Linked DNA regions of Homo sapiens: region 1 is linked to region 2. Evidence: chromatin loops called from intact Hi-C (ENCODE). Cell type or tissue: endothelial cell of umbilical vein. All regions are shown on one strand. Each heading gives the region's core, and the rest is flanking DNA. Links, peaks and the distances in the headings are about the cores only. Region 1 has its middle 30 kb from the start of METRNL. Region 2 overlaps LOC101929650 (a long non-coding RNA gene).

Region 1 (2,908 bases), core at 208-2,707, 75 kb after region 2:
ACAGTCCTCCAAAGAGAAAAAATTCTCAACAGCCAACTGTGGGGAGGATGGCGTCGGGAGAGCACATACGGCTTGAGGCTCTTTCCAGCGAAAACCCCGGGTGTGATATAATGACCGGCTCCCCCAAACCCTGAGTCCAGGGCATTCCACAGGAAACATAAGGACAGTTTTGAAAGAATGAAAATGTGTGTTTTGCTTTGAACAGAACAAGACGTATACGTTCACAGCCACGTTATTCACAACAGCCAGAAGGACCGTTGCCAGATGAGTGAATAAAACGTGGTCCATCCACATGAAGGGCTGTGACCCAGCCTGGAAGAGGAAGGAAAGTCAGACGCTTGCTGTGACACGGATGAACCCTGAGGACACTGTGCCGAGGGAAATAACCGGACACATAAGGGCAAATCCTGCTGATTCCACTCGTACGCGGTCCCTGGGTTGTCAGCTTCATAGAGGCAGAAACAGAACGGTGGGTGCTGGGGGAGGGGGACTGGGAAGTTCGTGTTTAATGGGGACAGAGTTTCGGCTCGGGAAGATAAAACATCTGGAAATTGACAGTTACAGTTAATATGAATGTATTTCATGCCACCAAGCTGTAGATTCAAAAACAGTTAAGACGGTAGGGTTTGTTATATATATATACACATATTACACAAGTTAAAAAGTAATTTTTACAACACATACAACATGACCCCAGCGATGTGAGGACACACATAAACAGACGTGTTTGTACGCACAGAGAGACACACACAGACATGTGGCTTAAAATTCTGAAAGAAATGCCCGGAAGGCTGACGTGGTCTTTGGGTGGGGAGATAGCGCAGCCCAGAGATAAGACCCCTCCCCCATGGCGTTGTTTCCCTGCTGGAGACTTGCTGTGATTTCCAAGTTTTCTAAAAGGGGCAGGCAGTCCTCTCACAGTGGACTGAAGTTATGAAATGTGCTTCTTTCCCTGCCCGTCCCACTTGGCCTTTCGGCCTCACTCCACACAATGGGGTCGTTCAGCCGCCCTGCCACGCTGCCACGCACTTGCGGCCGCGCCCTGGCTCCTCAGCCATCAGCCAGGACAGCGCTGCCCACGCCCTCGCCCGGCCTCCTTCCTCCTCCCCCAGGCCAGCGCCCCCACGGTTGTGCCCACCCATGCCCACGCATCCCTCAGTCCTCTGCAGGACGGTGGGCACCAGCCAGCGCCCTCCCCTCCTGAGGGTCAGTGCCGCACTTTGCTGTCCTCTCAGCTCTCAGTAAAGTAAGTGGAGTCGGTGGCATCCACCGGGTTTGTTACGCCGTATTCCCCCAATGCATAATTATGTCTCTACAAGGCACATTCTTGGCGCATGGCCATGCCTCTCTGCCAGAGCCCCAGACGTCTTCCTGCATTCCTGGGCCGTGACACCACCCCGCAGCCTGGTGTGAGTGCTCAGCCAGATGTGTGTGTGGAGCTGGCCACGGTGGCCCGGCTGGGCTTGGGGCAAGAGGGGCCCTGTCAGAGAGGACGTGGCTGCAGGGCTGAGGGGCTGCTTGTGTCTTGTGGCCAGTGGGAGGCCTGCTGGGAAGCTTCTGGCCCCCAAGCCCAGCCTTGACACGTCCAGCCCAGAGATAAGAACCTGCCCCTGTGATGCTCATGGACGGTGGCCTGAGGGTGGCCGTCCTATTTTCCTGTTCTGCAAAGGGAGGCCCTGCATGGTCTGAGGTCCAAGGACCCCTAGCGATCCCCGAGCGAGGGTGGCCAGTGGGACTGAGGCCAGGCCAGGCCCGGAGAGGACCCCACAGGCACAGGGGGCGTCTGCACGCAGGCCAGCACCTCCAAGTGCTGTGACCGCAGGAGCAGCCACCTGGCCAAGAACTGTCGGCCCATCCCAGGGCCTCTGAGCTCCTGGGATGTGGGAGAGGGGAGGCCTCTCTTCTGAAACCCACTGAGGGACAGGGACTCAATTGTCAGCGTGGCTCAAGATCCGTCACATCCAGTCCACATGTAATTTTCCTGAAGGCTGGATGAGAATTCCTAGTTCTCCCCTCACAGCTATGTGGCCCTGGGCGAGTGGCTCACCCTCCCTGTGCTATAGTTTCCTCCCTTGTGCAGTGAGGAATAATGGTGCAGCGAGGAATGATTGTGCAGCAAGGAAGGATCATGCAGCGAGGAAGGATCGTGCAGCGAGGAAGGATCGTGCAGCGAGGAAGGATCGTGCAGCGAGGAAGGATCGTGCAGCGAGGAAGGATGGTGCAGCGAGGAAGGATCGTGCTGTGAGGAAGGATCGTGCAGCAAGGAATCATCATGCAGTGAGGAAGGATCATGCAGCGAGGAAGGATCGTGCAGTGAGGACTGATCCTGCAGCGAGGACTGATCGTGCAGCGAGGAAGGATCGTGCAGTGAGGAAGGATCGTGCAGCAAGGAATCATCATGCAGCGAGGAAGGATCGTGCAGCGAGGAAGGATCGTGCAACCAGGAATGATCGTGCAGCGAGGAAGGATCCTGCAGCGAGGAAGGATCGTGCAGCGAGGAAGGATCGTGCAGCGAGGAATGATGGTGCAGTGATCATCTGCAGTGATCGTGCAGACCTCATCGAGCGCTTGTGCCACAGACATAACATGGGTGCCAGTGCACTCAGCACCAAGCGGGGCCTTCCAGTCACTCAGAGTCGTAATCCCGTTTGCCCGAACACAGTTCAGAGGCTGAGGGGTCTGGTCTGTCCTGAAGGCAGAGGCTGGGACCTGCCTGTGGCACTGTGAGCCTCCCTCTGCTTGTCCTCACCCAGAGCCCCGTCCCCCCTACGCCCACCAGTGCCCACACTGCCCTCGTCCTCCTCCCGAAGCAACAGCTTCGTCACTAAACTCCCCACTCAGAAAACTAGAGAGTGCCTCATCTTCTGAGGATGCTCAGAGCCACTGTTTAACTCGGGTGCAACTTTAA
Region 2 (2,908 bases), core at 322-2,821:
CTTGGGTCTCAGGGAGTTAAATCTAGCTCCCTTCAACTGGGGTACACAGGCCCCAGCCTTCACCTGGTCCTCTGCTCCCACCCACCTGCCCAGCATCCTCTTGTCAGATAGTGCTAGCCATGGCCCCCTTGAGGCATGGGCTGTGCAAGGTGGGGCCATGGCTGGCACTCAGTATGGGAGCAATGTCAGGTTTGGTGTCCCTGTTCCTCCACCCATCCAGAGGGAAGATGAAGGCCCGGGAAGTGGTGCCTCTCAGTGTCTCTTACAAAGCTGGCTCTTCCCAGACAGTCACCTGTTAATCTTTAGTGCTTCTCAGTGTATAGAGTTGGCTGGAAATGCCCCTCCGCCTCCCACTCATCTTCTACCCTGGCATCAAAGCTGCAGCTCCAGGGACACCGAGGAGAGGCCAGCTGGCCACAGTGTGTCAGGGCAGCCGAGCTGGCCCGCCATGCACTGTGTCCTTTCCACTGCACCACATCATCTCTGCAAAGCCAAGGGCTTCAGGAGCAGAGGGACAGGGCAACTCCTGGTGTTAACTTTGCCTCCATCCTTGAGCCATTCCTGTGGCAGGTGGCATTGTACACTCACAGTCCTTCCTTCCCTCCCAGTCCCAGCACCATGGATTGGAAATGGGACTTGCTGTGACCACTGAAGTGTGGAAGGGGACAGTGGGGGCAGTTCTGAGTACAGGTAAGTATGTGCTTCCACTTGCCCTCCTGCACGCCTGGCCTGGGAAGTGCCCCGGGGGGACCTTCTGCCTCTTCCATCAGGTCTCAAAATGAGAGCCAAGCCACACACCTGAGAGGCACCTGCAGCCTGAAGTAGATGCTGCGGCCACTACACCGACATAGGCATGAGAGACAAACAGCTTCTTCTAAACCACTGGGATTGGTGGGGCCATTTGTTACACAGCATTATTATAGCAATAGCTGACCAATAGAGAATTTGGTGTCAAAAGTAGGTGCTGCCATAATAAAACCTAAAGTATTAATATGTGGCACTGGCTGATAGACTGGGTGGTGAATAAACTACTTTAGAAAGTCGGGGAATGGCAACTTGTGACATGTAATGGTAAAAAAAAAATCACTAACATGGGCTCCTGTAATAACTTAGAAAGCAGGAAACATACCCAATGTAATCCTGGCATTGGGTGAAAAGCTTTCCAAGCAAAATGTCTCTAGAGTGAATAATCATTGCTACTGCATTTGATAAAGTACCTCAAGAAAAAGATAAGCTCAGAAAGGAAAGCCAAGCTTGCAGCAGAATTGAGAGAAAACATAGGGAGCTCAGAAATTCTAGCATTTGCAAGATTAAAAATTTAGGCTTTTTTCAGCCAATAATTAATATATTGAGGAGTATCTTGAGCTAGAAAAGCTTTTTAAGAATTAAAACTTAGCATCAGGGCACCGTGAATTCGAGTGCAGACCCCAGGCCCCACCTCAGGGCTCAGGATGACACCCCCTGATGGCCGCCTGTTCACATCCGAGGCAACTAAGAACAGAGGAGGCGACTCTCAGAGCCCCGGCATCTGGGATGTGGGCACCCTTGGCAGCCTCAGGGATTTCTGCCACCGTGGGCCTTATCTCAGTGTTTTCAGTAGTTGGAACAGCCCCATAGCAGCCGCTGAGTCTGCCATCCTGTTATGAAGGAAATACGCTGAGGGAAAGGGGGTATGAGGCTGGCGCAGACAATAAACAGAGGTGTGCCAACCGGGAAACACAACACACAGGGAGGCTGCAGTCATCACCCGCAGACACCAACATCCCTGCCCTGAACTAACCTTCCCCGCGTCTCGATTCTCTGCCAACAGCGTTTTTACTTCAAACCAGCAGAGCCAGGTCACCCGCATCAGGAAGGGCAGAAGGTCATCCAGCCTGGACCTGGGGCCCTTCACCCCCACTCCTGTGAGGAGGCCTTCTGTGGCCTCAGCCCCCAGGGCCCTGCCAAGAACCTGCCATCCTGGACATTTGCTCAGCCTGCCTGGGAAACAGAGCTCATCCTGCGTGGCCAGCAACAGAGAAGCTGGGATTTGGAGCTAGATCAGGTCTAAATCTTGGCTCTGCCACTTCCTGTGTGGCCCTGGACTTCCCTGAGTCTCGATATACATGTATGTGAACCCGAAACACAACCACTGCAATCTTGAGGTGTTGTGGAGTGGTTGAGAGGTGTGCACATTCTCTAAAAGACCACTTGAGCAATAGCTGGTTCTTTGAAAGTCTTGCTGGGACAACAGAGGAAGAGCAGGGGAAGGAGGGGGCTGACGACGAGGACGATGACAGGATTATAAGGAACCAAGACCGCTGCCGGCAAACCCCCTGCTCCATAAATGTGCAAGGCAGCACGGGTAGGAAGCGTCACACACAACCCCGGCCAGAGCCAGGCGACACGCCGAGAAACCCTAACACGACAGTGGCATTGTCGGAAACTGATTTACTTTGTTCAAAAAAAATGCGATAATCTTGGAAAACTAGCAAAATCCCAAGTGTGACTTGAAGACAAAGCACAGGCACTCCAGGGATCAAACCAAGAAGAAACACGGTGAGGGGTTTACATTCTGGAATGCATTGGAAGCAGCCCAGTTTCATCACCTCCGATGGCCAACGGCGGCACAGATGGTCTGCGTGAAGAAACACGAGCCCTGCTGTCTCGGGCGTCGGTGCCTTTGTGGCAGCACTGGCATCTCTCTTTCCTCAAAGTTTAAATTCTGTTTTGATGTCAGCAACACGTCAACACTCATATTCTAGGGAGCAAATTTCTCCTTCTGCTCCTTATGGCTAATGCAAAAGTAAACGCCAATTTACTTTTGTCTAAATTATTGAAAATTCAAGTGGAATCACATAGGATTCAGATAAATAGGATTTTCCTGTTTTTGCTGTCGTCTTCTTAAAATGGCACATAAGCTTCCCTC

The links. Hi-C counts contacts between places; a loop is a spot of excess contacts. Peaks named below come from ENCODE experiments on the same cell type or tissue, not always from the same donor. Only the 100,000 strongest peaks of a DNase experiment are listed, where the experiment ranks them.
Region 1: it touches region 2 in a loop (4-fold over the local background); 3 of 110 quality-filtered maps call a loop at or near these places.

What each region holds. Positions count from the first base shown.
Region 1 is chr17:83,108,402-83,111,309 of GRCh38, reverse strand. No RefSeq gene overlaps it. Among named protein-coding and RNA genes, the nearest start is that of METRNL, 30 kb to the right of the region's middle. RefSeq lists enhancers at 570-1,166, 1,366-2,191. In endothelial cell of umbilical vein, for the core only: no CTCF peak of the experiment used is centred there; DNase peaks (open chromatin) are centred at 319, 799 and 1,349; H3K4me3 peaks cover 500 bases; H3K27ac peaks cover 1,581 bases.
Region 2 is chr17:83,183,042-83,185,949 of GRCh38, reverse strand. All of the region lies in intron 2 of LOC101929650 (a long non-coding RNA gene), which reads right to left. Among named protein-coding and RNA genes, the nearest start is that of METRNL, 100 kb to the right of the region's middle. In endothelial cell of umbilical vein, for the core only: no CTCF peak of the experiment used is centred there; a DNase peak (open chromatin) is centred at 1,709; H3K27ac peaks cover 647 bases.